Linked DNA regions of Homo sapiens: region 2 is linked to region 1. Evidence: chromatin loops called from intact Hi-C (ENCODE). Cell type or tissue: psoas muscle. All regions are shown on one strand. Each heading gives the region's core, and the rest is flanking DNA. Links, peaks and the distances in the headings are about the cores only. Region 1 holds the start of TXNIP (thioredoxin interacting protein). Region 2 holds the start of LIX1L (limb and CNS expressed 1 like).

Evidence for each region. Hi-C counts contacts between places; a loop is a spot of excess contacts. Peaks named below come from ENCODE experiments on the same cell type or tissue, not always from the same donor. Only the 100,000 strongest peaks of a DNase experiment are listed, where the experiment ranks them.
Region 2: a loop joins it to region 1, with 3 times the contacts of the local background. A loop is called at or near these places in 5 of 110 quality-filtered maps.

Annotation. Positions count from the first base shown.
Region 1 is chr1:145,995,878-146,011,892 of GRCh38, forward strand. It overlaps TXNIP (thioredoxin interacting protein), which reads right to left and starts at 702. Exons shown (of 8, transcript NM_006472.6): 1 at 140-702. The coding sequence starts at 389. RefSeq lists a silencer at 6,353-6,560. In psoas muscle, for the core only: no CTCF peak of the experiment used is centred there; DNase peaks (open chromatin) are centred at 844, 1,414, 2,737 and 3,624; H3K4me3 peaks cover 4,374 bases; H3K27ac peaks cover 6,783 bases.
Region 2 is chr1:145,943,713-145,959,727 of GRCh38, forward strand. It overlaps LIX1L (limb and CNS expressed 1 like), which reads right to left and starts at 14,305. Exons shown (of 6, transcript NM_153713.3): 1 at 13,924-14,305; 2 at 3,907-4,070. The coding sequence starts at 14,215. It overlaps ANKRD34A (ankyrin repeat domain 34A), which reads right to left. Exons shown (of 4, transcript NM_001039888.4): 4 at 15,729-16,015. RefSeq lists silencers at 13,960-14,239, 14,270-14,359. In psoas muscle, for the core only: no CTCF peak of the experiment used is centred there; a DNase peak (open chromatin) is centred at 6,875; H3K4me3 peaks cover 1,084 bases; H3K27ac peaks cover 7,353 bases.

The DNA.
Region 1 (16,015 bases), core at 333-8,332:
AAAACAGAAAAAAGGAAGCAACAACACGTAATTCAAACCACTCAAACTGAGCAACTTAAAACATTTCGTACAGGTTTTGTGTATTCAATTCTCTTCTCTAATCAGCTTTCACCCTCCAACAATGAATTGGGCCGCTTACCTGTTGGCTGGTCTTCCAGAAGAAGCGTGTCTTCATAGCGCAGGTACTCCGAAGTCTGTTTGCACTGCTGGGATCCCTGCATCCAAAGCACTTTAGCCACTCCGCAAGCCAGGATCCTAACGGCTTTGACACGAGTAACTTCACACACCTCCACTATCACCCGGCCAGCCACCTTCTCGCCACTGCCGTACACCTTTTCAGGGTCGTTAAAGACCACCTCAAAAGACTTGATCTTCTTGAACATCACCATGATGGAACTGAGTTGGTTTTAAGAGTTAGAAATGACGGTGGAAGAAAAAAAAAGCTCCAAATCGAGGAAACCCCTTTGCAAAAAATTATTTCACTTTAAGGAATTAAGGTATTCTTAAGCAGTTTGAGCTTAAAAATAAAATAAGATTTAAACAAATGAATATTAACTACTAGGTTTTCGAAAAGGCGCCTAAAAAATATACGCCGCTGGTTACACTAAGCTAATTCAGAGAAAAAGCCTTCTTTCCCCCAATTGCTGGAGAAAAGATCCGATCTCCACAAGCACTCCTTTGGAGAAAAAGAGGGGTTAGTTTCAAGCAGGAGGCGGAAACGTCTCTATATAGTAGCCCGGGCCAGAAGAGCCACGCGAGCGCTGGCCCGGAGGCTCGTGCTGCCCTCGTGCACATCCCTCCCATTGGCTGCCCGGTCCTTGTTTACCAGGAGCCCGACCAATCAGTGAGATCGCTGTGGCGCGTGGACACGGTGTGCTCCTGGCTGGGAAAATGGTTGTTGCGCTCTGGAGCGGCGCAGGGAGGGGGGAAGGAGAGGAAGGAGAGGAAGGAGGGGAAGGAGGGGGCTGTTGAGCGTCTTCTCCCGGGTCCAGTGGAAGGAGGATCCCACTGACCCTAAAACCTAGCCAGGGCGACAGGCCATCGGAGGGCGGGTGTGGACGTTTCTGGTCTGAGAGCGGTGTTTTGAGGTAAAAGGAAAATGTGCTTATGAGGGAATTTCATGCCTAGTCTTAGCCAGTGCAGTTACTTTAGAGCCTGTCGTTATTCCTGGCTCATAAATAGCAAGTGTGTGAAAATCCCATAGCTCCAAGAATACTTTCAGGTTTGGGGCTGTGGAGCGCAGAATGCTTGGTGTTACTGTTCAGGAACAGCCCTTTGTCCTTCTCTTGCCCCGCATCCCTATTAAGTATAAAAAACACCACCGTCTCTGAGGGAAAGGAGAACTTTCAGGCCTCATTGTGTGTGTAGGACCGATGTCTTCTCCTTCCCGTTCCAATCCCTTGGGGCTAGGGCTGGGGGCTGCGTGCCTGTGCTGTTCGTCACCCACCCCCAGCTTGTACCCTCTCTTCTGTTCTCTCTGTTCTGTGGAACGGAAATAGGAGGGGCGTGTTTACATCCTGTTGCTTATCCTGTCATCTCTTCAATTTCTACCTGCAAAGTTGGGGAACACTTTGTCTGTGTTCCCCATTTACCTCATTACCTCTTTAGTGAGGTGTGTCCAGGCGCTCATTATCTCCCACTTCCTACCTGCTTCTGGAGGAAAAGGAAAAGCGGGAAAAAAAGGATGCTTCACTCTTTTCACTTTTTTCCAGTTATGTTCACTCTTTCTTGTCTCCATCCCCTCTTCCAACTCACTAAATCAAATGTACATCCATAAATCTGGTTAAAAGTGAGAAAGTCCTCTTGTTTATATCCAAATTTTCAGTGGAGAGATGGCCACACACCTGTTTGAAGGAACAATTTTAAAAACTATTTTCAAAGGTTTTTCCCTAAACGGTTTAGAAAACAGTAAGAAGGAAAAGAGAAGAAAGATCGGTCAACAGAGCACTATAAATTCAAGCCAGAAGAGACCCTACCCTCTCTCTTCATTCTTTGTTGGTTTCGTTTGGCCAGCTGTCAGATGGATTTTCCCCTGCTGGCTGTGAGATGCTTTAGGAGCTGAGTACTGAGAACTTACTCTTAAATGTAATAGGAAAAACCTGTATGCAAAAGTGCAGGGATTCTTCCTCCTTTTATTTGATTCATAGACCCTTCCTATATCTGTGCTGGGGTATCAGAAGATTATTATTTAATTCCTTGTGCTGGAAAGAGGAAGATAATGTCCCAAGATTGAGATGGGGAGGTAATTAAGAAGCATTCAAGTATATTGAAACCCTACCCAATCAGCAAAAAAAAAACAATATTCATTGCTGTTAAAGAGCCTTCTTCCTTCCTCAGACAGCCTAGCTGGATTGACACTCTAAGGCTAACGAGAGTTACAACTCAACCCCAATATTAAGCAAGCTCAAGAATAGGCATCATGAGTCTCTTCGAAAACACACACATGCATTAAACCCCAGGAACATGTTGATCCTTAGGGTGTGTTTGAGGCGGCACCCTGTTCTAGAAACTTAACCAGCTAGGCTTGAGGTGTTTTCAGTTGGTTAACAATATTGATTGAGTTACTGGGAGCAGAGGAGGTGGAACTCTGACTGAAGTAATTTTTTTTTTAAGGTGGAATCTTGCTCTGTTGCCTAGGCTGGAGTGCAGTGGCCTGACCCCAGCTCACTGCAACCTCTGCCTCCTGGGTTAGAGCGATTCTCCGCCTCAGCCTCCTGAGTACCTGGCATTACAGGCATGCATCACCACGCCCAGCTAATTTTTGTATTTTTAGTAGAGATGGGGTTTCACCATGTTGCCCAAGATGGTCTTGAACTCCTCCTGACCTCAGGTGATCCACCCGCCTTGGCCTCCCAAAGTGCTGGGATTACAGGCGTGAGCCACCGTGCCTGGCCTGACTGAAGTAATTTTAAAAGTTCAAAATTGTGGCTTCTGGGAGAACGTTTAGTTTGATGGGTATGAAAGTGTAACTATCAAACATCAAAATGCTGACAAATATATGAATCAATATTGTTAACTACATAGTCAATATTGTTAAATATTGTTAAATCTTAACTACATACATTTTGAGGGAATAGGAAAGATGGTGGCTAGTGATGGATCAGGGTGGTGGTAATATGGGACATCTTAAGACATCCAACTCTCAACCAGGTTGGAATGCAGTGTCACTTGGCTCACTGAAACCTCCACATCCCAGGCTCAAGTGATTCTCCCACCTCAGCCTCCCGAGTAGCCGGGACTACAGATGTGCTCCACCACGCCTAGGTAATTTTTGTATTTTTGGTAGAGATGGGGTTTCACCATGTTGGCCAGGCTGGTCTCAAACTCCTGCTCAAGCAGTCCGCCTACCTGGCCTCCCAAAGTGCTGGGATTATAGGCACCCTTTTCCCTTTCAATTTATTTGATATTTATGTGGGCACATCTCTGAAGTACTGAATTGCTGAGTTTTAAAAAATCCTATGACAATTCTCTCGTTCTAAGTTTCTCTTCTGGGCTCTGGTTTCCTTGTATCTTCCCATTTGCAGAGCTCACTACAGACTACGTTGCTCTGTGTTATGCCTGGGTTCCTTTAAATGCCAAAAAATTATTTAGCTTTGGCAGCAGCTGCTGCCTACCAGGCCTGTAGCCAAGGCATGTTCTGAAGTGGAGTCCTCCTGGACACGGTTGTTTACGACCTTTCACCTTGTAACCTGGTATTCTGATAAAAACCTGCCCCGATTCTCCTTTCCCAGTTCTTGGGTCTAAGAAGAAAGAAATTTTGTAAACTCTTGTCCTAAAATCAGGGTATAAAAACACTTGTGAGGTTTGGGAAAAGGGGTGGGCCAAGGAGGAACAGCAAAGTAGGGCACAGTCAAAGAGTTTTGCAAGTTGGATCATCTTTATCTGCCCCTTCTCTACCCTCTTCAGTCCCAGTGCCAACAGGAAACCAAGTGGTGATTGTTGTTTGTTTGCTTTACTGCAGGTGACAGAATAAAGCCAGCAGTTTCAGGGAGGGAAGTGCCCTCAGCACTTTGTTGCCAGTCAGAGACAAGACACTGATTGCATTTCTCTTTTCTTTAACCTCTGGCCTGACAAACATTTAGAACATGAAGACTCATAGTTCTTAATGCAGAACAAAGCCCTTTCTTGGTCCTTTTAATCACTTCTCTCACCTCTACTCTGTAAACTTCCCTTTTACCCTTACCCATTTTCCTTTCTCTCTCTCTTTTTTTTTCCACATAGGGTCTCACTCTCAACCAGGTTGGAATGCAGTGTCACTTGGCTCACTGAAACCTCCGCATCCCAGGCTCAAGTGATTCTCCCACCTCAGCCTCCCGAGTAGCTGGGACTACAGATGTGCTCCACCACGCCTAGGTAATTTTTGTATTTTTGGTAGAGATGGGGTTTCACCATGTTGGCCAGGCTGGTCTCAAACTCCTGCTCAAGCAGTCCGCCTACCTCGGCCTCCCAAAGTGCTGGGATTATAGGCACCCTTTTCCCTTTCAATTTTTTCCCTAAGGAATTTAGAGGCAAATTAAGAGTTTGAAGACTGCCCCAAGTCATAGATCAATAAGAATAAATTAACAATTGTAAGCCAGGTGTGGTGGCTCATGCCTGTAATCCCAGCACTTTGGGAGGCTGAAATGGGAAGATCACTTGAGGCCAGGAATTCAAGAAGATCACCCTGGGCATTGTAGTGAGACCCCATCTCTCTTTAAAAAAAAAAAAAAAGGCTGGGCGCGGTGGCTCACGCCTGTAATCCCAGCACTTTGGGAGGCTGAGGCAGGCAAATCACGAGGTCAGGAGATTGAGACCATCCTGGCTAACACAGTGAAACCCCGTCTCTACTAAAAATACAAAAAATTAGCCGGGTGTGGTGGCAGGCGCCTATAGTCCCAGCTACTCGGGAGGCTGAGGCAGGAGAATGGCGTGAACCTGGGAGGTGGAGCTTGCAGTGAGCCGAGATCTCGCCACTGCACTCCAGCCTGGGCGACAAAGTGAGACTCCATCTCAAAAAAAAAAAAAGAATTGTATAGCATGTTAGAGTTCCAAGTGACTTTTTAAGTAATTGCCATTTATTGAGCACCTATAATGAACCAAGTCTTTTATATAATTATGTCAGTGATAATTATCTGTCATCTGTCATGTTGTTCTAGAAAGTATTTGAGGTTGGCCGGGCGCGGTGGCTCACGCTTGTAATCCCAGCACTTTGGGAGGCCGAGGCGGGCGGATCACGAGGTCAGGAGATCGAGACCATCCTGGCTAACACGGTGAAACCCCGTCTCTACTAAAAATACAAAAAAAATTAGCCGGGCGTGATGGTGGGCGCCTGTAGTTCCAGTTACTCGGGAGGCTGAGGCAGGAGAATGGCGTGAACCCGGGAGGCGGAGTTTGCAGTGAGCCGAGATTGCGCCACTGCACTCCCGCCTGGGCGACAGAGCGAGACTCCGTCTCAAAAAAAAAAAAAAAGAAAGTATTTGAGGTTAGATTGTTTCATTTAATTCTCTCAATAACCTTGTGACTCGGTGTTGGTTCAGTCAGGCTCAGAAGTGAAGTAATTTGCCTGAGGTCACAGATTTTGTAAGTAGAGCAAGATCTTGAACCCGCCCATGTCTGTCTAAAAGTATGTACTATAAAAATGTGTTGTCTTGGCTCTCAGTGCTTTGATACACAGTATCTTGTTTGATTCTCACAATAGTCTAATAAAGGATTCAGGGCAAGACTCAGAGAATTTTAGAGTTAAATGGGACTGTAGCAGTCTTTTATTTTTTTAAAACCAGTTCTTATTTTGGTTAAGTGACTTGACCTGGGACATAAGCTAGTATCTGGTGGAGCCACTCTCCAAACCCAGGATTCTCTTTATTATCTATTTGTTTATTTTGTTGTTGCCCAGACTGGAGTACAGTGGCACAAGCATAGCTCAGTAGCGGGAACTACTAGGAACACACACCATACTCAGCTAATTTTTTTTTTTGAGAAAGGGTCTTACTTCATCACCAGGCTGGAGTGCAGTGACATGACCATGTCTCACTGTAACCTCAACCTCCAGGGCTGAGGTGATCCTTCCACCTTGGCCTCTTGAGTCAGCTGGGACTACAGGCACATGCCGGGCTAATTTTCATATATTTTGGTAGAGATGGAGTCTTGCCATGTTGCCTGGGCTGGTCTGGAACACCTGGGCTCAAGCTATCCACCCACCTTGGCCTCCCAAAGTGCTGGAATTATAGATATGAGCCACCATGTCCAATCTTGTTTGTTAATTTAGTTTTAACTTTTAAAAATATCTCATCTGGAGGCCCACATTTCGTGTTTACTGAGATCAATTTTTCTACCATGATAAGCAAAGGATAGAGATCTCAGTATTGTCCAATGTCATGGCAAGATGGGGAGAGGGGCTGAATTAACTTGTTTGGAGGTATTGTAGGCTCATTTAAGATAGTTCTTTTTGGCTGGGCGTGGTGGCTCACGCCTGTAATCCCAGCATTTTGGGAGGTCGAGGCAGGCAGATCAACTGAGGTCAGGAGTTTGAGACCAGCCTGACCAACAAGGAGTAACCCCGTCTCTACTAATAATACAAAATTAGCCAGGTGTGGTGGCGCATGCCTGTAATCCCAGTTACTCAGGAGGCTGAGGCAAGAGAATAGCTTGAACCTGGGAGGTGGAGGTTGCAGTGAGTCAAGATTGCACTCCAGCCTGGGCAACAAGAGCAAAACTCCGTCTACAAAAAAAAAACCTAAAAAAGTTTTTTTTCTTTTCTGAAGGCCCTTACAATAACTTCCTAAAGGTAGTTCTTTTTCTTTTCTTTTTTTTGTAATTAGCTTTATTTACTTATCTATTTACTTTTGAGACAAGGTCTTACTCTGTCACCCAGGCTGGAGTGCGGTGGCGTGATCTCGGCTCGCTGCAACCTCCACCTCCCAGGTTCAAGTGATTCACCTGTCTCAGCCTCCCTAGTAGCTGGGATTATAGGCACCCACCACCATGCCCAGCTAATTTTTTGTATTTTTAGTAGAGGTGGGGTTTCACCTTTTTGGCCAGGCTGGTCTTGAACTTCTGACCTCAGGTGATCCACCTGCCTTGGCCTCCCAAAATGCTGGGATTACAGGTTTGAGCCACCATGCCCAGCTTTATCTATTTATTTTTTATATAGAGTCTCACTCAGGCTGGAGTGCAATGGCACGATCTTGGCTCACTGCAACCTCTGCCTCCCAGGTTCAAACGATTCTCCTCTGCCTCCAGAGTAGTTGGGATTACAGGCATTGGCCAGGCTGGTCTTGAACGCCTGACCTCAAGTGATCCACCCACCTTGGCCTCCCAAAGTGCTGGGATTACAGGCGTGAGCCACTGTGCTGGGCCATAGTTCTTAAAGTTGCCTTTATATGTGATAAAAATATCTTATTTCCCTTCTCATGTTATTACAGTATTTTTTTTTTGAGACAGTCTCAGTCTGTCACCCAGGCTGGAGTGCAGTGGCTCGATCTCGGCTCACTGCAGCCTCCGCCTCCTGGGTTTAAGCGATTCTTCTGCCTCAGCCTCCCGAGTAGCTGGGTTTACAGGTGCCCATCACCAAGCCCGACTAATTTTTGTATTTTTAGTAGAGATGGGGTTTCACCATGTTGGCCAAGCCGGTCTCGAACTCCTAGCCTTAAATGATCCACCCACTTTGGCCTCCCAAAGTGTTGAGATTACAGTCGTGAGCCACTGTGCCCAGGCGGTATTCTTCTTTTACTGTCAAATTTCTTAAGAGAATAATCTGTATCAGCTTTTTCTGTGGACTGAACTTGTCCCTTTGTAGTCTGCCTTCTGGTCTCTCTGAAACTATTTTCTTCAAGGTCTCCAGCGGAAATTGGAGTAGTTTTTCTTTTCTTTTCCTTTTTTTTGAAATGGAGTCTTGCTCTGTCACCCAGGCTGGAGTGCATTGGTGCGATCTTGGCTCACTGCAACCTCTGCCTCCTGGGTTCATGCAATTCTCCTGCCTCAGCCTCCCAAGTAGCTGGGATTACAGACATGTGCTACCACGCCCAGCTAATTTTTGATTTTTAATAGATACCGGGTTTCGTCATGTTGGTCAGGCTCGTCTTAAGCTCCTTACCTCAAGTGATCCGCCCACCTCGACCTCCCGAAGTGCTGGGATTACAGGCATGAGCCACCATACCTGGCAAAATCAACGTAGGGTGTTTTTTTTTTTTGAGACAGGGTCTCACTCTGTTGCCCAGGCTGGAGCGCAATGGCGCGATCTTGGCTCACTGCAACTTCCGCCTCCTGGCTTCAAGCAATTCTCCTGCCTCAGCTTCCTGAGTAGCTGGGATTACAGGCACGTGCCACCACGCCCGGCTAATTTTTGTATTTTCAGTAGAGATGGGGTTTCACCATGCTGGCCAGGCTGGTCTGGAACTCCTGACCTCAGGCGATCCACCTGCCTTGGCCTCCCAGAGTGCTGGAATTACAGGCATTAGCCACTGCGCCCGGCCAGTCAGAGTACTTTTTATAGGCTTTATTCCTTTTGACTTCTATATGATTTGGAAACTGCCATGTTTTAAAATTTTAAACACTTAAATCTTGACTTTTGGACTTCATCCTTTTCTCCTTTGCTAACAATTCTTTTTTTTTCTACTCCCTGAAAATTCTTCTTAAGGGCTTGTCCTGGGCCCTCTCCTTTTCTTTCTTGAAGTTTCACTTTTCAGTTTGACTGTCTGTACATCACTCTGTGTAAATGACTTTAAATCTATGCTATACCTTTAGCCTGTCTCCAAAGTTCCAGCTGTTATCTCAAATTCAGCTTGTCTAGTAATGAATTCATAATCTTTCCCTGGTGGTCAAACCCATTTCTTTGCCTTGTTTTTTTTTTTGAGACGGAGTTTCGCTCTTGTTGCCCAGGTTGGAGTGCAATGGCGTGATCTCAGCTCACCGCAACCTCCACCTCCCAGGTTCAAGCAATTCTCCTGCCTCAGCCTCCCAAGTAGCTGGGATTACAGGCATGCAGCACCACGCCCGGCTAATTTTGTATTTTTAGTAGAGACTGGGTTTCTCCATGTTGAGGCTGGTTTCAAACTCCTGACCTAGGTGATCCGCCCGCCTCGGCCTCCCAAAGTGCTGGGATTACAGGCGTGAGCCACCGCGCCCGGCCTTTTTTTTTCCCCTCTTTTTCTTTCTTTCTTTTTGAGACAAGGTCTCGCTCTGTCACACAGGTTGGATTGCACTGGTGGGATCAGGGATCATAGCATACTGCAATCTTGAACTCCCGCTCTCAAGGGATCCTCCTGCCTCAGCCTCCCAAGTAGCTAGGACCACAGGCATATGCCACCATGCCCAGCTAATTCTTTAATTTTTGGTACAGATGGGATCTCATTTTGTTGCCTAGGCTGGTCTCAAACTCCTGGGCTCAAGGGATCATTCCACCTTGGCCTCCCAAAGTGCTAGTATCATAGATATGAGCCACTGCCTCCAGCCCCCTTGTTTGTTTTAATAGAACCATTATATATTCCCCAAGTTATAAAGGCTTAAAATCCAGGGATTGCCTTTAATTCCTTCCTCTCTGTCATGCCCCACATCCAGTCAACTGCTGAATTCTATAGAGCCATCTTTCTAGTGTTTCTAGCACCTGTCTCCTGTTTCTTATTCTACTGCCACCATTCTGGTTCATGTTTTTGTTACTTTTGCCTAGATTACTTTAATAGATTTTAACTGATTTTCCTGCTGTAATCTATAGAACATCACTAGATTAATCTCACAGAATTGAGTTCCTGTGTGTTCCTATAATAATGCAAAATGTATTGCTTACTGAATCACGTTTAAATGCTTCAACCTGGCATTTAAGCCTTCACGAAATGTCCTCAACCAAATTTTCTCATTCATTTCCCACTATTTCCTCATACATGTACCCTATGCTTCAGCCAAAACTGAGCACTCAGTGTTCCCTTAATATATCCTTCTCTGTCTTTATGTCCCTGCTTACATTTTTCCTTGTACCTAGTGTGCCTGTCCTTCCCCATCTCTGCTTTTTGAAATTTTACCCACTCTTCTGTAGACAGCCAAATAATTTTTCCTCTATTAAACCTTTCTTGGCTGGGCGCAGTGGCTCACGCCTGTAATCCCAGCACTTTGAGAGGCCGAGGTGGGTGGATCACCTGAGGTCAGGAGTTTGAGACCAGCCTGGCCAACACGGTGAAACCCCATCTCTACTAAAAATACAAAAATTAGCAGGACATGGTTGGCAGGTGCCTGTAATCCCAGCTACTCGGGAGGCTGAAGCAGGAGAATTGCTTGAACCCCGGAGGTGGAGGTTGCAGTGAGCTGAGATCATGCTGCTGCACTCCAGCCTGGGTGACAGGGTGAGACTCTATCTCAAAGCAACAAAGCAAAACCAAAAACATTTCTTGCTTCCCAATCCCCTCAACTTTTTTTTTTTTTTTAGATAGAGTCTCACTCTGTTACCCAGGCTGGAGTACAGTGGTGCTATCATGGCTCACTGTAGCCTCGATCTCCCAGGTTCAAACAATCCTCCCACCTCAGCCTCCCGAGTAGCTGGGACTACAGGGGCATGCAACCACACCCGGCTAACTTAAAAAAGAAAGAAAAGAAAAAAAAACTTGTAGAGACAGGGTTTCACCATGTAGCCTAGGCTGGTCTTGAACTCCTGAGCTCAAGCGATCCACCCGCCTCAGCTTCTCAAAGTGCTGGGATTATAGGTATGAGCCACCATGCCCAGCCAATCCCCTCATCTTTTACCTTACAATCAAATATTTTTTCATTCTCTTTGGAATACTCCATAGCACATTCATATTTCTTACATAGCACTAACACGTAAAGTGCCTTTTCTCTCCTAAATTCCTAGAGAATAGAAACTCTGCCCTTTTTTATCTTTGTATTCTTCCTAGCATCTATTAGAGTACACTTCACAGAATAAATGTATTATTAAATATAAATTGAGGCCAGGTGCAGTGGCTCACGCCTGTAATCCCAGCATTTTGGGAGGCTGAGGCAGGCGGATCACTTGAGCTCACAACTTCGAGACCAGCCTGGGCAACATGGGGAAACCCTGTCTCTACTAAAAATAAAAAAAATTAGCTGTGTGTGATGGTGCACGCCTGTAGTCCCAGCTCCTCGGAAGGCTGAGGTGGGAGGATGGCTTGAATTGCCATGTCAAAAAAAAAAAAAAAAAAAAAATATATATATATATATATATATACACACACACACACACACACACACACACAGACACACACATACATATAGAGATAGATTGATTGAATTGATAGATTGGGTTATGTCTCTGGATAGAATATACCAGTAATTCAGATCCTAGTATTATTTCTTATTACTATTAGACTTGACACCTCAACCTCAGTTTCTTATGCTAAACTGTATCATATTTGTCCCTCCTCAAAGCCTGTGGCCCAAATATGTATCAGAGCAGGGACGGTAAGGAGGCGAGAGGTGGTGGTTTGTTTTTCTGTGAGAAGAAAATTGGACTGCGTTGGTGTTTATAAGTATGAGGGAGATGGGACATTGTGTGCTCAACCCAACTTCCCCTTTTCTGAGAAATTATTTCTTACACAATTCAGAAATACAGTTGACTCAGCTCTGCCACCTAGTGGGCAGTTTAATATACTGTCAAAATTCTTAGTCCAAGAATTGTCTCAAACAAATAAAAGCTTTTCTGAGAGCCAAAACAGCCCAGATCACTCCCCTGAGTGGCAAAGATGATTTTTGATTATGAGAAGGAACAAATGAAGGAAATGTGGTGTTCATGACTGAGGGAAAGAAATTCTACATTAAAACAAGTTTCTATTTTTTTATCCAGACTGACAATTAATAATACTTTCTTTTCTAAGAAAAAATTTTAAAACATTTATTTATTTTTCTAGATCCATCAATGCCTTTTGAAAAAATGAATTAATTTTTTTAAGAGATGGGCCTCTCTCTTGCCCAGGCTGGAGTGCTGTCGTGCGATCAGTTCACTGCAGTCTCTGACTCTTGGGCTCAAGCAACCCTCGGCCTCAGCCTCCTGAGGAACTGGGACTACCACCATGCCTAGTTAATTTTAAGTTTTTTGTAGATATGGGGGTCTTGCTATGTTGCCCAGTCTGGTCTCTAACTCTTGGGCTCTAGTGATCCTCCTACCTCGACCTTCCAAAGTGTTGGGATGACAGGCATGAGCCACTGTGCCAGATCAGTACTTTCTTTTTTTTGAGATGGAGTTTTGCTCTTGTCGTCCAGGCTGGAGTGCAATGGGGCGATCTCGGCTCACCGCAACCTCCACCTCCCAGGTTCAAGCGATTCTCCTGCCTCAGCCTCCCAAGTAGCTGGGATTACAGGCATGCGCCGCCACGCCTGGCTTATTTTGTATTTTTAGTAGAGACAGGGTTTCTCCATGTTGGTCAGGCTGGTCTTGAACTCCTGACCTCGGGTGATCTGCCCACCTTGGCCTCCCAAAGTGCTGGGATTACAGGTGTGAGCCACCATGCCCGGCCAGTACTTTCTTTGTTAATTATATTTTGTCATCTATATATCTATATATATGCATTATAACGCAGTTGCACAAACATTTGATTCTCACCAGGTAAGCAGGAAGACATTTTGCAGAAGAGAATATTGTGATTCAGAGAACTCAAATGACTTGCCTATGATCACACAGCTAGGACAAAATTCCTAGTGAGTCCCTGAGCCTTAAAAAAAAGATTTTTTTTAAGTCCAAGATTGTCCAAGTGTGGTGGCTCACACCTGTAATTCCAGCACTTTGGGAGGCTGAGGCGGGCAGATCACCTGAGGTCAGGAGTTCAAGACCAACCTGGCCAACATGGTGAAACCTCGTCTCAACTGAAAATACAAAAATTAGCCGGGCATGATTGTGGGTGCCTGTAATCCCAGCTACTCGGGAGGCTGAGGCAGGAGAATCACTTGAACCCGGAAGGCAGAGGTTGCAGTGAGCCAAGATTGTGCTACTGCACTCCAGCCTGGGTGATAGAGCAAGACTCTGTCTCAAAAAAAAAAAAAAAAAAAAAGTCATCTCCTTTGTAAAGCTTTCTCTGATTTCTACATTTATTTTTCATTTTTAATTAATTAATTTTTAAATTTTTACCTATTTATTTTTTGAGACAGTATTTCACTCTGTTACCCAGGCTGGAGTGCAGTGGTGCAATCTCAGCTCACTGCAGCCTCGACCTCCTGACCTCCTGGGCTCAAGCAATCCTTCCAACTTAGCCTCCCGAGTAGCTGGGACCACAGGCACACACCACCACTCCCGGCTAATTTTTTGTATTTTTCGTAGAGAAGGGGTTTTGCCATATTGCCCAGGCTGGTCTTGAACTCTTGAGCTGAAGCAATTCGCCCACCTCAGCCTCCCAAAGTGCTGGGATTACACGTATGGGCCACTGCGCCTGGCCTTTAATTTATTTTTAATTCTTTTATTGAGACAGGGTCTTGCTCTGTCACCCAGGTTGGAGTGCAGTAGTGCGATCATAGCTCACTGCAGCCCCAACCTCCTGGGCTCAACTGATCCTCCCACCTCGGCCTCCCAGGTAGCTGGAACTATAGGCACATGCCACAACAGCCAGCTAATTTTTATTTTTTTTGTAGAGACGGGGGTCTCACCATGTTGCCCAGGCTGGTATCAAACTCCCGGGCTCAAGCAGTCCTCCTACCTTGGCCTCCCAAAGTGCTGGGATTACAGGCATGAGACACCGCTCCCAGCCAGCCTACTTTTTTGAAAATATGACTTAGTTTCTCAAAGGTAGAAGTGTTGTATCAAAGACTGACTATGTGAAACGCTTAATATTAAAAATGTTGGTTCTGTGCCAGGTGTGGTGGCTCAAGGCTGTAATCATTGCATTTTGGGAGGCCAAGGTAGGTGGGTTGCTTGAACCCAGGAGTTCGAGACCAGCTTGGGCAACATGGCGAAAACCCATCTATACAAAAAAATACAAAAAACAAAAAATTAGATGGGAGTGGTGGCTAGCACAGTAGTCTCAGCTACTTAGGGGGCTGAGACAGGAGGATTGCTTGAATCTAGGAGGTCAAGGCTGCAGTGAGCTAATATTGAGCCACTGCACTCCAGCCTGGGTGATGAAGTGAGAACCTGTCTCAAAAAAAAAAAAAAAAATTAGTTCTTTGAACCAATAGCAAAGAATGATTCCAAAATCGCCCTGTATTGGAGGTAGAATCTAGTTATTCTTCCTGGTTTTTCTTTTTCAGTTTCTCAAAGCCCACCCTCCACTTATATAACTTTTATCTGAGGAAACATATGTAACTTATTTCTTCTGTTAATTGTTGGAAAAATGATTAGTAATTTGGTTTGGGAGTACACAGAAAAATTGAGGAAGGCCTTTTATTTCCTAGTTTTATGTCTTCTTTCCCTTCCTTAGTGCTGGTATGGTTTCCTGGCACTGATTTTGAAAACTATAATTACTGGGCCATGGCTACTATCTGTTTCCTTGAGAAGAAATGTGGGAAGGAACTTGCCATGAAGTACATAGGGTGGAGTATAGTAGGGAGGGAGGTGTTTGTTTGATCTGAGAAGTGGTTGAGATGGCCACAAAGTTAAGGGGAAAAAGCTCAGGCCAAGGTGGAAATGCTCCCTTTTTTTTTTGAGGGTGGGGAATGAAGTCTCACTCTGTTGCCCAGGCTGGAGTGCAGTGGCATGATGTTGGCTCACTGCAATCTCCGCCTCCCCGGTTCAAGTGATTCTCCTGCTTAAGTCTCTCAAGCCGCTGGGATTATAGGTGCCAGCCACCACACCCGGCTAATTTTTGTATTTTCAGTAGAGTCAGGTTTTGCCATGTCCGCGGCTGCTCTCAAACTTCAGACTTCAAGTGATCCACCCGCCTTGGCCTCCCAAAATGCTGGGATTATAGGCGTGAGCCACTGCACCTGCCCAGAAATGCTCCTCTTTTTGTTTTTTGGGTTTTCTTTTGAGAGGGAGTCTCACTGTGTCTCCAGGCTGGACTGCAGTGGCACAATCTCAGCTCACTGCAACCTCGGACTCCTGGGTTCAAGCGATTCTCCTGCCTCAGCCTCCCAAGTAGCTGGGATTACAGGCATGCACCACCATGCCCAGCTAATTTTTGTATTTTTAGTAGGGACGGGGTTTCACCATGTTTACCGGGCTGATCTTGAACTCGTGACCTCAGGTGATCCTCCCACCTCAGCCTCCCAAAGTGCTAGGATTACAGGCATGAGCCACTGCGCCCAGCCAAATGCTCCTCTTTTTAATCAATGTAATGTAACATGTAGTTAAAAATCACATGATATTAAATGATTTTACAAAAAACAGCAGTCCTCAAGCCCAAGCCCCTTTTTCTTTTTCTTTCTTTTTTTTTTTTTTTGTTGAGACAGGATCTCACTCCGTCACCCAGGCTGGAGTGCAGTGGGGCAATCTCAGCCCCAGGCTGGAGTGCAGTGGTGCGATCTCGGCTCACTGCAACCTCCACCTCCTAGCTTCAAGCAATTCTCCTGCCTCAGCTACCCAAATAGCTGGGATTACAGGCCCACACCACCACGTCTGGCTAATTTTTGTATTTTTAGTAGAGATGAGGTTTCACCATGTAGGCCAGCTGGTCTTGAACTCCTGGCCCAAGTGATCTTCCCCCCACTTGGCCTCTCAAAGGGCTGGGATTATAAGCATGAACCACCACACCCGGCCCCCGCCCCCTTGTTTTTGAGACAGGATCTCACTCTATCACCCAGGCCAGAGTGCAGTGGCATGATCATGGCTCACTGCAGCCTTGACTTTCTGGGCTCAGGTGTACCTCCTGCCTTAGCCTCCCAAGTATCTGGGACTACAGGCACATACCACCATGCCCAGCTAATTTTTATATATTTTGTAGAGACAGGGTTTTGCTGTGTTGCCCAGGCTGGTCTTGAACTCCTGGGCTCAAGGGATCCATCTACCTAGGCCTCTTAAATCCATGCCTAGGATTACAGGCATGAGCCACTGCACCCTGCCTCTTTCAGCTTTTTCATCTGGTATGCACTTCATATTTCTTTTCTTTCTTTCTTTTTTTTTTTTTTTTTTGAGAGAGAGTCTTGCCCTGTTACC
Region 2 (16,015 bases), core at 3,191-11,190, 49 kb before region 1:
AAAGGAAGAAAGTGATGTTGCAGTTTTTAAAAGTAGACCAAGGCCGGGCTTGGTGGCTCACACCTGTAATCCCAGCACTTTGGGAGGCCAAGGCAGGAGGATCATTTGAGCCCAGGAATTCAAGAATAACCTGGGCAACATAGCAAGACCCCTGTCTCTACCAAAAAAAAAAAAGAAAAAATTAGCCAGGCATGGTGACACGTGCCTGTAGTCCCAGCTACTCAGGAGGCTGAGGCAGAAGGATCACTTGAGCCAGGAGTTCCAGGCTGCAGTGAGTTATGATCACACCACTACACTGCAGCCTGGGTGACAGAGTGAGACTCTGTCTCTAAAAGAAAACTTAAAATAAAAAGTAGACCAGGGGTTGGGCATGGTGGCTCATGCCTGTAATCCCAGCACTTTGGGAGGCTAAGGCAGGAGGATCACTTGAGGCCAGGAGTTTGAGACCAGCCTGGGCAACATAGTGAGATGCCAACTCTACAAAAAATTTAAAAATTAGCTGGGCATGGTTGTGGTGCACACCTGTGGTCCCAGCTAGTCAGGAGGTTGAGGTGGAAGGATCACTTGAGCCTAGGAGTCAAGGGTGCAGTGAGCTATGATTGTGCCACTGCACTCCAGCCTGGGCAACAGAGCACAACTCTGTCTTAAAAAAACAATAAATAAGTAGACCAGGATGTGTTTAGTACTTAAGCATCCCTAATATCAATAATTCCTAATTTCTATTAACTGACAGGCTCTCTGAGACAGCATATGAGGCTTGGTAAGTAAGTCCTAAGTCTTCCCAGTGCTTCAATTTGTCTGTTTCTATTTGTCTGTTACTAGCTTGCTGGCCTGCTCTATAGTGCTGTTGCTTAAAAAGTCATCTGTGAAGAAAACCAGAGGGAGAAATTTCACCTGCCAAAGTGGATAAAGAGGTATAAACTCAAACCCATCTTGAATTTGAGCAGTTATGGATATGCCCTTGCTCAGTATATCGGACTATCAACACCCAGCCCATGTTCTAATCTAGCTTCAGTTATTGCACCCTGCCCCTGGCTGGGCGAGGTGGCTCACACCTGTAATCCCAGCACTTTGGAAGGCTGAGGTGAAAGGATTGCTTGAGCTCAGGAGTTTGTGACCAGCCTAGGAAACATGGCAAAACTCCATATCTACCAAAAATACAAAAATTAGCCAGGCATGGTGGCATATGCCTGCGGCCCCAGCTATTCAGGAGGCTGAGGTGGGAGGATCACTTGAGCCCATGAAGTTAAGGCTGCAGTGAGCCATTATTGTGCCACTGTACTTCAGTCTGGGTGACAAGAGTGAGGCCCTGTCTCAAGAAAGAAAAAAAAAAAAAAGCTGGGTGAAGTGGCTCATACCTGTAATCCCAGCACTTTGGGAAGCTGAGGCAGGCAGATCACCTGAGGTCAGGAGTTCAAGACCAGCCTGGCCAACATGGTGAAATAATACAAAAATACAAAAATTAGCTGGGTGTGGTGGCCGGAGGCAGAGGCAGGGAGAACTGCTTGAACCTGGGAGGTGGAGGTTACAGTGAGTCAAGATCACACCACTGCACTCCAGCCTGGGCGACAGAGCAAGACTCTGTCTCAAAAAAAAAAAAAAAAAGTTTAGGCTAAAAGGCCAAGAAAGACAATTCTCCTCTTTCCAAAAATAACAGAAATCAAATTACTATAATGTTTCAGTTATGGGCATTGTCATAAAATTTTCAAGTCATTCAACAATGTAATGAGGTGGGAAGAAGAAGGAAAGATCAGCCAGGCACGGTGGCTCACGCCTGTAATTCCAGCACCTTGGGAGGCCGAGGTGGGCGGATTGCTTGAGGTCAGGAGTTCGAGACCAGCCTGGCCAACATGGCGAAACCCCATCTCTACTAAAAATACAAAAAATTAGCTGAGCGTGGTGGCAGGTGCCTGTACTCCCAGCTACTTGGGAGGCTGAGGCAGGGAGAATCGCTTCAACCCGGGAGGCAGAGGTTGCAGTGAGCTGAGATCGGGCTGTTGCACTCCAGCCTGGGCAACAGAGCGAGACTCTATCTCAAAAAAAAAAAAAAAAAGAAGAAGGAAAGATCTTATTCTCTTAGAAGTGAAAGCACAGGCTGGGCGCAGTGGCTCACACCTGTAATCCCAGCACTTTGGGAGGCCAAGGCGGGTGGATTACAAGGTCAGGAGATTGAGACCATCCTGGCTAACATGGTGAAACCCTGTCTCTACTAAAAATACCAAAAAAAAAAAAAAAAAAAAAATTAGCTAGGCGTGGTGGCATGCGCCTCTAGTCCTAGCTACTGGGGAAGGTGAGGCAGGAGAATCACTTGAGCCCAGGAGGCGGAGGTTGCAGTGAGCCAAGATCATACCACTGCACTCCAGCCTGGGTGACAGAGCAAGACTCCATCTCAAAAAACAAAAAAACAAAAAAACAAAAAAAAACAAGTGAAAGCATAAACATTTGTCATCTTGGGTATATAGTTATTTCTCTGAAATGACTGAAGTTCTTTTTTTTTTTTTTTTGAGCCAGAGTCTCACTCTGTTGCCCAGGCTAGAGTGCCGTGGTGCAATCTCAGATCACTGCAATCTCCGCCTCCAGAGTTCAAGCAATTCTCCTGCCTCAGCCTCCTAAGTAGCTGGGATTACAGGCGTGCACCACCATGCCCAGCTAATTTTTGTATTTTTAGTAGAGACGGGGTTTCACCATGTTGGTCAGGCTGGTCTCAAACTCCTGACCTTGTGATCCACCCGCCTCGGCCTCCCAGAGTGCTGGGATTACAGGTGTGAGTCACTGTGCCCGGCCTGAAATGACTGAAGTTCTAAGGGAAAAAATTTCATCACCTGATTTGAAATGAAGCTTCCTTAGGACTGCTTCTGTTTGAGGCAGAAACTAAGCTGCAATGGCACTCATTCATGCAACAGACGTATTATTTGCCTACTATCTGCTAGGCACTAAGATGGGTGGTAGGGATTTAACGAGAAAGAAGACAAACACAATCTTTGCCTCTATGGAACATAGTCCACTAGGAGAGACAAACAATTATGATATGTTGTAATAAGTGATATGATAGGGGAAGTTCAAGGTGCTATGCAGACACACAGTAGGGCCTTTAACCTTGTCTAAGGGTTTCACAAACCATATGGAAAACAGAACAAAGGTGTTTATTATTTTCTCTAAATTCCATTTGAGACTTTTAAGTTGACATTTCAGAAGGCTGCCTCCCTGTCTGCAATGTAAAAAATCCATCTTTGATGAGAATATTCGTACTAGTCCATAATTTTTCACTACTACCTCATAATGGCAACCATTCTTTTCATCATCATAGGTATTTCACATAATTGTAGAATGTTAGTAGTAGAAAAGACTTTAGAAATAATCTAACCTATCTCCTTCATGTTATAGATGGGAAAAGTGAGGCCCAGAGATTTGCCCCATTGATATTCAGAAGAATGTAAATTTGGATCTCCTAACTCTTAGATGAGTACTGTTTCCAGCATACATAGTCCCTCCGATTTGACCTCTTAGAGAACTCCAACATTGCTTTCTTTAGTAATTGCCTACGAAAAAGTACTGGAGGCAAGGAATATTGTTCTATATCCTCAATAAGAGATGGAAGAAAGTTGGAATGCAATAACTGAAGCCAGATTGGAACATGGGTTGGATGCTGGTAGTCGGATATACTGAGCAAGGGGATATTCATAACTGCTCAAATTCAAAATGGGTTTGAGTTTTTGAAAGGAAAGCATGCTACTGAGGTTCTACTATGGTCAAATTGGCCTCAGATGCTTGCCAGAATAATTTCCCCAGAATTGCTTTAGGTCCTCAAATATATGATTTCAGGCAGTTTAATGGCCAAAGTGGTGGAGAAAGCCGTTACTAACATCTAAGCATTTACCTTTGCTACTGCCACCTCACAACTCTTACCTGGAAACTCCCAAAGCAGCTTCCCCCAGGCAGGGTGACATAGCAGACATAAGGAGGGCTGTTGGAGGGAACCATCTCATAAACCACTAGAGCCCCATTCTTTAAGTCAGCACCACGGGACTGCTTCATCTGCCAGAATTCCTGAAGTGCCTCCACCACATTCACTACAAAAGAGAAGTACTTAAGTTCAGCAATGAATGAGAACACCTCCACGTGGTGCTATACTTCAATACAGTACCTGTAACCTGTACCTACATTAAGAGTCTGCCCCTTAGCTCCCTACCTATCGCCATTGAAAAGCATTTAAGTTAATAAACCTAGACTGTGATTAAGTTAATTTGCCTAGAAAGACCAGAGTAGGCCTGCCCTCCTCCACCACTTTTCTGGTTCACATTTTATTTTATTTAAATTTTTTTTTCACTCCCACCTCCAATCTGAATAGTTCACATTTTAACTTAGTCCTAGAATAACTTAAATATTGAAGGCAGAGTTCCCAATGTCAGCAGACCATTATCACTGCCTGATGAAATACAAGCAGATTATTCCACAGTTGGTTAGCTGGCCCAGGATGATAATAACCACCACAATAAGTGCTAACATGTATTGAACTGTATGTCACCCATTTCTGTAACTGCTTTACGTGTTTAATCACAGCAACTTTATGAAGCAGATATTTTTACTATCCATATTTTACAGATGAGGGAAATGAGGTACAGAGAAGTTAAATAACTTGCCCAAGGTTATGCCAGGAGAAAGTAGCAGTTTGAGTATTCAAACTCAAGTAGTCTTGGTTCCAATGAATATTCTTTTATGCAATACTGCTGGCTCAAGGAAATATAGCCCTAATAACCATTCTCGAGCCTGTGCTTCTAGTGAGCACATCCATTGCCAGATTCCTTTTCCAACCCAGAATACTATGTACATACTACGAGTGAGAGAAGCCAGGGCATGGGGGTGGGAGAGAAAACTCTTTTGAGGCTTTACCTGGGTATAAATGTTTTTGGAGGAGCCATATGGTGAGATGCGAAGCAATGCAATGGGAAGCAATTGGAGGACTTTAAAAAGAAGCACTCCTCCATGGGTCGGTCTCTCATGCTCCTTCACATCTTGCTAGGTACACCAAGATTGCAAATCCCTGACTGCTCTTTACTTGGGCTATTTTTCAGGACTGTGCTTGCAGCAAGAAATATTGAGGGATGAGGTACTACCTTCACTCAGATAAAGAACTTGCTTGCTTCAGCTTGTTGTAAAATGGCAAGTTCCCCAAGCTGTGGGTTCTATAAGTGTTCCTCTGTTGTGAAGCAACCCATGGCCTATGCAAGTATCCACCTGAGTCCTCTGCATTGGACTTGGGAGGAGGCAAGGAGAACTAATATAAACATGATGCTCATGCTACTTGCTGTGCTATGAATAATAAATTCCTTTGTCTCTAAATCTCAAAGTCTCTTGACTTCTGCCAGCACCCATGAAACAGTAAATGGCTAATTTATTAGTTGTAGGTAGGCTAAAATCAAACTCCAGACCTGACATTGTATTCTAGAAAACTTCCTCTCATCCCTACGTTTTCCTTATGTAGCCTACAGTGTAAAGAGGGAAAGAGATATTAACCAAATCTCAAACAAATGTAAAATTGCAGCTGTGATCAAGTTCTATAAAGGAGTGATAGATGTCGGCGTATCTGACCTAGTTAAGAAGGTCAAAGAAAGCTACCCTGAGGAGGCAATATCTAAGTTTAGGTATGACTAGGAATTCACTAGGCAAGAGGTGAGAGGACAGTGTTCTGTGCGTAAGGAACAGCATGTTCAAAGGCTCATGACGGCAGGGAACATGATGAATAAAGGGAATTAAGACCATATGGCTATGAAAGAGTGAGGGAGGGGAAGTGTAATGCAAGATGAGGTTGCAAGAGGAGGCAGGGACCAGACCAAGTAGGGCCTTTTAGGCCATGTTAGAGTATTGGCTTTATCCTAGAGCAATAGGAAGCAATTGGAGGACTTTAAAAAGAAGGGAGTCTTTCTAACTCAGCTCCAAGGAAAAATAACTAATTAAAAAAAAAAGGAGGGATGAGATCAGTTTGCTTTTAGAAAGGATCACATTGGCTCTAGGGTTCCAAACATTTCAAATAGTTTTAGCTAAAGCCTCATAATAATAAATTATCCCAGGTGCTCTGAAATATCTTGCAACATACTGACCACTCTCCTTTTTTTTTTTTTTTTGAGACAGAATCTCACTCTGTTGCCCAGGCTGGAGTGCAGTGGAGCGATCTCAGCTCACTGCAACCTCCACCTCCCAGGCCCAGGCGATCCTCCAACCTTAGCCTCTGAGTAGCTGGGACCACAGGTGCATGCCACCACGCCCGTCTAATTTTTGTAATTTTTGTAGAGACAGAGTTTCACTACATTGCCCAGGCTGGTCTCAAACTCCTGAGCTCAAGCGGCCTCCCAAAGTGCTCCTCCTCCACCTTGGCCCCCCAAAGTGCTGGGATTACAGGCGTGAGCCACCACGTCTGGCCTCTCCTCTTCTACTCTTAATCGCAACAAAGTCTCATTCGTTCTTTCATATTTCCTTAGTTCAGATCTGCCAAGAAGACACCAAGATGGGATAGACAATTGCAAGAGATTTATCAGGGAGGAAGTAGGAGACAACAGGGAGAGCCTTCTGAGCACAGCAAAGATCTCATGCCTGTGGAAGAGAGGGAAAGAAGGAGGTCTAGATATGACAATCTCAGACTGTAGTACAGTTTTTGTTGTTGTTGTTGTTGTTGTTGTTTTTTTTCTAAACAGATTCTCACTCTGTCGCCCAGACCGGAGTGCAGTGGCGTGATCTCAGCTCACTGCAAGCTCCACCTCCCGGGTTCATGTCATTCTCCTGCCTCAGCCTCCTGAGTAGCTGGGACTACCACCACGCCCGGCTAATTTTTTGTATTTTTAGTAGAGACAGGGTTTCACCGTGTTAGCCAGGATGATCTTGATCTCCTGACCTCATGATCCGCCCGCCTCGGCCTCCCAAAGTGCTGGGATTACAGGCGCAAGCCACCACGCCCGGCTGTAGTACAGTTTTAAGAAAGATTTGGCTAAGTCAGTGAGAAGTCCTCATGCCAAAGGAATCCCATATCTCACCAGGATCTGCCTGTGTTAATACCCCTGATGTGCTAGGTCATTGGCTGGGAGCAGCCTACAGGAAGCGTGGTTCCTTCAAATGTGGTTATGGATGCGAATGTGCGACTTTGTGGTGCAAATGTGGTTATGGATGACCCAGAGTGGGCAGTGGCTGAGGCTGTTAGTTATGCTCCCTGCAGCAGGCAATGAGAACTGCACATTTTCATGGCTGTCATATACACGTTAGCAAAACTTTGAGCACTTAATAGGTACATGGCATCATTCTAAGCATTGAGCATGAAAAGAATAACTCACAGTTCCTGCAAGCAAGGAATTTATTTTATTTTTGAGTTGGAGTCTCCCTCTGTTTCCCAGGCTGGAGTGCAGTGGCGCAATCTTGGCTCACTGCAACCTCTACCTCCCAGGTTCAAGCAATTCTTCTGTCTCAGCCTCTTGAGTAGCTGGGATTATAGGCACATGCCGCCACGCCTGGCTAATTTTTGTATTTTTAGTAGAGACACGGTTTCACCATATTGGTCAGGCTGGTCTCAAACTCCTGACCTTAGGTGATCCACCTGCCTCGGCCTCCCAAACTGCCGGGATTACAGGCGTGAGCCACCGCGCCCAGCAAGCAAGGAATTTGAAATCAGTGGCCAATAATAAATTATCTCGCCTGCTCTGTGACTGAAACAAACACCCATGTACTAGCCTGAGTTGGAGAAGCAGCATAAACTCTTTTTAATAACCTACATTTAACTGACTTTTAAGAATGCTCATTCTTCTATTAAAAGACAGCATGAGGGCACATGTCATTAGGACCTCCTGAGGCTCTGTCATGGGCAAAAAAAATTAAAATTAAAATTTAAAAAAAGATCCAGCATGAAAAGAAAACTCTCTTTCCTTCTATTGGTTTTGGCAGGGCTCTTCAAAGGTCAATACTGACCAGAAAGCTCAGCCATCTTTGTTCTTTCCGTGAGATCTTTTCAGCTCCAGTTCCCTCTTTGAGACAGTTTAGCACAATGCACTGGGTGACAGCTCTCTTGACATGCACACAACAGGGAGAATACTGGAATAAAGAGGAAGAGGAGGAGACCACCATAATTGGGAAGGTCCTATTAAAAAGCATATGTTCAGTCTCTATCCAGTTAAACATTCCTTTGCACAGACTAGAGAATCATTTTTTAATGATTACTCAAGGCCAAGGGACATGGGGAGTCTTGATTTTAGAAATGTGAGTATGAAATGATAATTGGGCAAAGTGGTCAAGAAAAAAGCAACTAATTGTGATCCGCATTTGAAAATGCTTCTAGACTTATTCATTTTTAGGGCTGGAAGGAACTTTAGAGATCATCTAGTCCAATGCTGGCTAAGAAAGAACAGAAGACTTGTTTGAGGTCACATAGCTATGGCAGAGTTGGGGCATGAATCTAGATTTCCGGGGGCCAATATTCTTTCCAATTTGGGAATCTTAACACAGGCTCCAAGGTCCAGTCCACAGCTGAGCTTCATGGAGGTTCACAAGCTTCCTAAAACTGTTAAGTAAAATTATGTGTGTGTCTGTATGCATATGAGTATTTGTGCATGGGTATATGTGGAGCACCCAAATTTTGTATCATATTTTCAATGAGGAACCATGGATATAATGGTTTACATAAGGATGGCTAAAGAACAGTGAGGTGGGAGGGTAGGAAGAACTGAGATATACACATCTGATAATTGTTTTCTCAAAGTCTCTCACAAGAAAGACCAAGATAGGAATATTTCAGTGCTTATACCCTGCTGTTGAATAACAAAAAAGAGAATAATTTAGTTTTTGCCTTTAGGAGATAAAATATACGAATGTCTAAGTGGACAGGATGGGAATGAGAGGTAGTGATCATTTTCAGCCAAAATAAAAACTTTTTTTTTTTTTTGAGACAAAGTCTTGCTCTGTCGCCCAGGCTGGAGTGCAGTAGCATGATCTTGGCTCACGGCAACCTCCACCTCCAAGGTTCAAGCAATTCTCCTGCTCAGCCTCCCGAGTAGCTGGGATTACAGGCGCACGCCACCACACCCAGCTAATTTTTGTATTTTTAGTAGAGACGGGGTTTCGCCATGTTGGCCAGGCTGGTCTTGAACTCCTGACTTCAGATGATCCTCCCACCTCAGCCTCCCAAAGTGCTGGGATTACAGGTGTGAGTCACCGCACCTAACCTAAAACATTTTTTTTTTTTGAGGCAAGGTCTCGCTCTATCGCTGAAGCTAGAATTCAGTGGCACAATCACACCTCACTGCAGCCTTGACTTCCTGGGTTCAAGTGATCCTCCCACCTCAGCTCCCTGAGTGGCTGGGACTACAAGATGCATGCCACCATGCCTGGATAATTCAAAAAAATTTTTTTGTAGAGATGGGGTCTCACTATGTTGCCCAGGCTGGTCTCAAACCCTAAGGTTCAAGCAATCCTCCTGCGCTGGCCTCCAAAATGCTGGGATTACAGGCATGAGCCATTGTGCCTGGCCAGGATAAAAATATTAAAACAATATATGAAACTACAGTAAAAATTTTATATCATAAGGATAAATACAACCTTGCCAGGAAGGTAATTAACAAAAATAAAAGAAAAAAGTAATAAATACAACTTTGTGGTGGGGAAGCAGGAATAAAGAGATAATGAAGTTAAGAGGTGAGTAAAAAGATTCTCCTTGATCATAGAGGATGGCGAGAATAGACTGACTCTATTCACATTATTATGGAAGATAGGGAAGCTAGTTAACAATAGTTCATCTATTTCCTATTTCAATGTTTAGAAGGTACATCTGCCCCTAAATAGCCCACGATCCACAGTCTCTTTGGAAGGAGAGACTGCAAAGTAACAGTGACTTTGGGAGGGGACTCTGGTAGACTGAATAATGCCACCTGCCAAAATGTCCATGTCTTAATCCTTGGAACCTGTGAATGTGACATTATCTGGCAAAGACTTTGCAGATGAGTTTAAATGATCTGAGATGGGGAGATGACCTAGATTATATAGGTGGGCCCTAAGTGCATTCACAAGTGTCCTTATAAGAGGGAGGCAGGATGGGCACACTGACTCATGCCTATAATTCCAGCACTTTGGGAGGCCAAAGCAGGATGATCACTTGAGGCCAGGAGTTCAAGATCAGCCTGGGCAACACTGTGGGATCTCATCTCTACAAAAAAATTTTTTAAAATCAGCCAGGTGTGGTGACATGCACCTGTAGTCTAGCTACTTGGGAGGCTGAGGCGGGTGGGAGGATCACTGGAGCCCAGCAGTTCCAGGCTGCGGTGAGCTATGATTGCACCACTGCAGTCCAGCCTAGGCAACACAGCGAGATTCCATTTCTTAAAAAAAAAAAAAGGAGGCATATTTGATGAAGAGGAGGAGTCACGGAGGCAGAGATTATAGTGATACAGCAATAAACCACGTAATAAACCAATGTCAGCAGCCACCAGAAGCTGGAAGAGGCAAGGAATGAATTCTCCCCTAGAGCTTCTGGAGGGAGCACGGCCCTGCCAACACCTTGATTTTGGCCCAGTAATACTGATTTTGGACTTCTGGCCTCCAGAACTATGAGAGAACAAATTTCTGTTGGTTTAAGCCACTAAAGTTGTGATAATTTGTTACAGCAGCCACAGGAAACTAATATAGGAACTAATCCAGCATTTCCAAAAATTGGAAATATTCAGCCCAACCCATTTAACTCCAGTCTTACAGAAAAGAAGCTATCTGTGATTCTGAGGAAAAGGAACAACTAAATAGAAAATACTACACAAGATTCATTTGTTCAACTTAGTGAAATAACAGGGCAAAATCTCCAATCATGCAGCCATATTGTAACATAAAAGGATAGCAATACTTCCAAAACAACAGGTTTGAAGAGGGAAATGTAGCAATTACAGAGCAAGGAAAGTGAGTTACTCGATCCTGCCAGTTTAGAGATTGCCAGATGTCAAACATGAGAAAGAGACTATATGCCATAGAAAAAAAGGGTGCAAAGGAAATGGCAATGCAGAACAGTACCTATCATTTGCAGTTTCCAAAGCATTTCCAAATGCACAATAGTAGCAACCATACTGAGTACCAGGTGCTGCATGCTTTATATTCGTTGTCTTATTTAATCCACACAAAACTATCAGGATAAGTATTATAATACCCATTTTACAAAAAGTAAGCAAGTTAAGGAACAGGCCAGAAGTGGCAGAACCAGGATTTAGAAACAATGTTTGTTTGGCTCCAAAGTCAACCCTCTTTGTATTGGGCTGGCCTGCTTTACTACACCATTAATCTTTATACATGCTCTGTAATGTAAACTGTGAGCTCCATCAAGATAGGGACTAAATATCTGCCTTGTCCACCACTGCATCTGGTGATCAATAAATATTTGGTAAATGAATGAAGAGAACAGATGAAGCATAGAGAGATTAAGCAACTTCTCCAAGATCACACAGCCAACTATTTGACAGGGCTAGGTCCTCTGATTACAAATCCCATGCACTACAAACTTATCAAGATCCTACAGAATACTGAGCTGTGTGTGTATCTTGGGTAAGTGGGTGAGGGAGGCAGATAAAGGACAGGAAAGCTTTTTAAAATAAATAAGTAAATACATACATACATACATATATACATACATACTGATAGCCCACATGAGTGAAGGTAGATCTAAAGACTGATTGGAAAAGGTGGATTTGGAGCATTCAGGAAGAAGATGAAGGATGTTAATTGAAGATGATGTGGTAAAGCATTGCTGGATGAGGGAATGAATTGTCTAGGCAGAGGCTAAAGTAAATTGTATTCAGGGGAATACAGCCATTCCCCCAAATAACATGCCATCAGTCACAAGGGTATGTGAATATATGCCAGTGGCAGCTTTGCCTAAGAATTGAAGCAGAATAAGTGATTCCATGTGGTAAAGGACTTCTGAGCCAAATGGGCAGAGATTCTGCTTGCCTGAAGCTGAACTATCTGCCAGACTTTCCTAAAGTACTGGCTGGACACTCAGACTGGAAATGAGAAACTCAAGAATAATGAGAAAGACTGCGATGGGAGGTGGGGAGATAGGAAAGAAAATCACCACGAAGTGTGAAGCCTGATTAATTGCCCTTTGTCAGTACAATCCCCTTGTTCCCTCATCCTTGCTAAGGAAATGAAAGTTTTTACAGGATGTCCAGTTTGGGAGCCAAAGCAGAGGCTCTCCAGGTAACACAGACAAGAAAAAGGGTGTACTCTTCTATAATTTTAATAAATGCCTGTAAGTTGCCAAGAGGAAGGCTTCAGATTTAGTGTGACCACTCTAGGCTACTCCTGTGCCCAGAGGCAAAGACCTTCCCTTGATCTTGACTTAGAGACTTGAAGCAGCAGGATAGTAGCTAATAGCAGTTCCATCACATAGCCTTGTTAAATCTTGGGATTACATTGGAAAAATAGTATTTCCTCATGAGTTTCAGATTCATCCATTTGTATCCCCAGCACCTAGCAGAGTTCCTGTCTTATAATAGGAGTTCAAATTGTATGAAGAACAAAGGGAAATTGATGATGAATGAATCATTAGGCACATATAGCAAAATGGCTCTAAAAATCTGTTTTCATAGGAATTTTTGGGTTTACATTATTAGGATTTAAGAGTGGGAAAAAGTGAAGCATGTTCTACTTAAGGAACTATGAACCAACAAATTTGAGATAATAATCATTTTTAGGTTATATGTCATTTGCAATGTCTCAGTCAATCCATATTGTAACCCTTGAAGAAACTGAAGCTCAGTGAAATTAAGTCCCTTCCCCAAAGATTTGGCTGGTAAGTGACAAAGATCTCCAAAGCCTGTGTGTGCTCTTTTCACTAAACTTTCTTAAAAAAAGAAAATCTACAGAAAAGCCCTGTAACTTTTCTCTGTATTATTGTTAAACAGAAAGTTAAAGATATAGTCACTTCCAGGTCAGGCAGGACCTGGCCAAGCAGACAGAAGGGATGTCTTGTAAATTCCAGGCTTAAATTCTGTATTCCACACCCTTCACTATATATTCCTTATTACTTACACTATAAATCTGGAACTCAAACTCAGACAGGAAACTACCCTAGTTAAACGAAAACAACAAAGAAAACCCTCACATCCCTCTTTCCAGAAATTAACGAAGTTTTCTAACTGAAATAGAGTTTCTAACCTGGCACATTTCCACAGAATTTAACATTGAAAGAGCCAAGGCCTGGGATTTATCCTCAGTTCCTGGGCAAGGGCCAGGAAAACACAGCCAGACAGAAAGGCTGGAGTTGTGAGTCTCCATACTAAAAAAGATACCAAAGTAAGGTACTGAGCCACAGGAAGCTGCTGTGAGTTCAGTGGTACAGGTCCGGATTTAAATACACAATTACTATGAGTGACTTGTGAAGGCACTACCTAGTTCCCCAGTAAATCTGAAGTTGCACTGAAATTTCAGAGTGAAGGTAAGTAAGTAAAGAATTTAACAGTCAAGGTTAAGGGGCTGGAGCAAATTAACAGGTGAGTCCAGGAATTGCAGAGATCACAGAGGAAAGACTGAGAGGGTATGGATGAGAAATTGGATCTGAAATAAAAGACAGGATCCCACACAATGAGGACTGGTTCTCAAAGGCAGAGAGATGTTAAGGTATTAAGCTGGAGGAGGAATTCCATTTCTAAAGGAGAAAAGCTTAGGAAGAAAAGAGGATTGTATCTGAAAAAGAGTCCCTGGAGAATATATTAATAACTCAGTAAAGGGGAGGAGGTAGGAGGCTTAAACGTGTGTATGAGTGTGTGCGTCTGTGCGTGTGCGTAGCCCAGAAGGAAACTCCCCAAAAGGAAATGCATGTGAGGGCTCCACGCCAGGAAAAGCGATCCGGAGGACTGTGGGAGCAAGGCTCCCTTACAGAGGGTGTCGCGCAGGAGGCCAGACCCGCAGACTCACCTCGGCCATAGCCCTGCGTGTGCTTGGCGAAGCTCCTCACCACGGCCTCCACGGCCTCTCGCAGCACTGCCGGGCTGCCGGCGGCGCCGGGGGGCAGGGGTAGTCCTGGGGCCCCAGACAGGAGCAGCGGCGGCGGGGGCGGTGCGGGAGGCGGCGGGGCAGGCGGGGGGCCCGCAGGGGGTGTGGCGGTGGCGGCCGCGGCCCCAGTCACTCCGGGCCGCAGCGCTCGGAGAGTGCCCCTCCCGCTGGTGCCCACACCAGGCTGCAGCCGCTGCGCTCGCATAGTCTCCATCCCGGCCGCCAATGGAGTAGCGCCCCGGAGCCTGCCAGCCTGCCGAGCTAACGGTCCCAACCACCCCAGTCAGCTAGCGCCTGGGGACTCAGGGCGGTGCCAGGGCCGAACCTTCAGTCAAGTGGGGGCGGGGACGAGCTAGGTCCCATGCCAATCACCAGTGATGGGGCGGGAGCTGGAGGGCTCCTGCTCCGCCATAGGCAAATTATTGAGGAGGGTGGGGATTCTCAGAACCAATTGCAAAGAGAAAAAGCGTATCCTCTGAAAGGCAGACGCAGAGCTTCGGCGCGTCTTTGGGAGTCCTGTGGCAAGCACTAGAAAGCAGGACAGAATCTTGGGGCTGGGCTTGAAGAAAAAAATGGGCCTAGATGCAAGATTGGGGAGGATTGCAGACAGAGTAGAGATCATTTTGTCCTACCATTTCATTTCACAGATTGCAGGTGAGGATATTGTGGCTCAGAGAAGTAATTCGACTTGTCCAACATCATATGCAATTGGTGGTGGAGCTAAGGCAAGAAAGATACTGACATTTAATGAACATAAACTATGCAATGTACTGTAGTGCATGTCTTATTTACAATCACAATCACTAACTAGATTTTGTTATTTTAGGGATAAGGAAACAGATGCTGAGGGAAGCTAGAAAAATGGCCAAAATTAAATAGCTAAGAGATGGCAAAGTGGAATTCAGAGTTTAAGCATAGGTGTTCTGATTCCCAATATTTTTATCTTTTTACTATGCCACATTGTTGGGTAAATTTCTGAGTTCACTTATTCTAAGTAGAGGAAGGGAATAAGAGAGAGTGGGATGGGCAAGTCTCTTTGCCTCCCATTAGAGTGAGAAAGAGTTAGGATACATGCAGAAAATTAGCAAACTGAGAAGTCCAGTTGGGGGAATTAAGAAAATTACCCTTGTTGGTATAATATGTCAGACTGGGTTCCTCTGATTACTTTGCACACACACACACACTTGCACACATGCACACACACACACTCTACATACCCTTTATCATGTGGTCACCAGGCCATTTTTGCTTAGGTGAGATTATATTAACTGCTTCCCCCCATCTCTCCTACAGTGGCTCAGAAATCAAAGATGGGGAAATAGAGGCCAGAAGTAGAAGAAAATAGAAGAAACACACTTGGTGAAATGAAAATTAGACCCTGAATAAAAACTGTGAGTAGTCAAGAAATAGGAAGTTTCAAAAGGAGACAGTTAATCTACTGGGATATATCTGCTGATGATGGAGGGAGGAACTCTTTGTAGGAACCTTAAAGAATTCAAGGTTGGACATAGAGGAAACTGGAGGAAATGAAATCCTGTCAAATGCCTTAAAATCTTCAGGACACAGGACACTTGCCTTTTCTCTATAGAAAAGTTGGTTTCTTGGAAAGAAGGTGGCTGGAACAGCTAAGTATCCCTTGGATAATTATAGCTATAAGTTAGTGTTACCCTCCCTCCCCATTCCTCATTCCCCATACCCACACCTCCAGGCAGAAGTGACAAAACAGAGACTTCTGAACACATTTATTTGATATGTCAAGTGGAGAGAGGAGTGATTTAGGGTTTCTCCCCACTTCTACCTGTGGGGGTGTTCATAAGCTCAGACAGACAGAAGAGCAGCTTAGAGCCCATGACCCACCCCCTGGGAAAATGAGACAATCTGTTGTAGTTGTTGGAGGAACAGGGTGGGAATAAAAAGCAGGAAGTTGAGAAGTGAAGTTGAGAGCAGTAAAGACAGCAGCAGAACTGAGGCTGGGGGTTGCTGCAGGAACCCCCAAGAAGAGTGAAAAAGATAT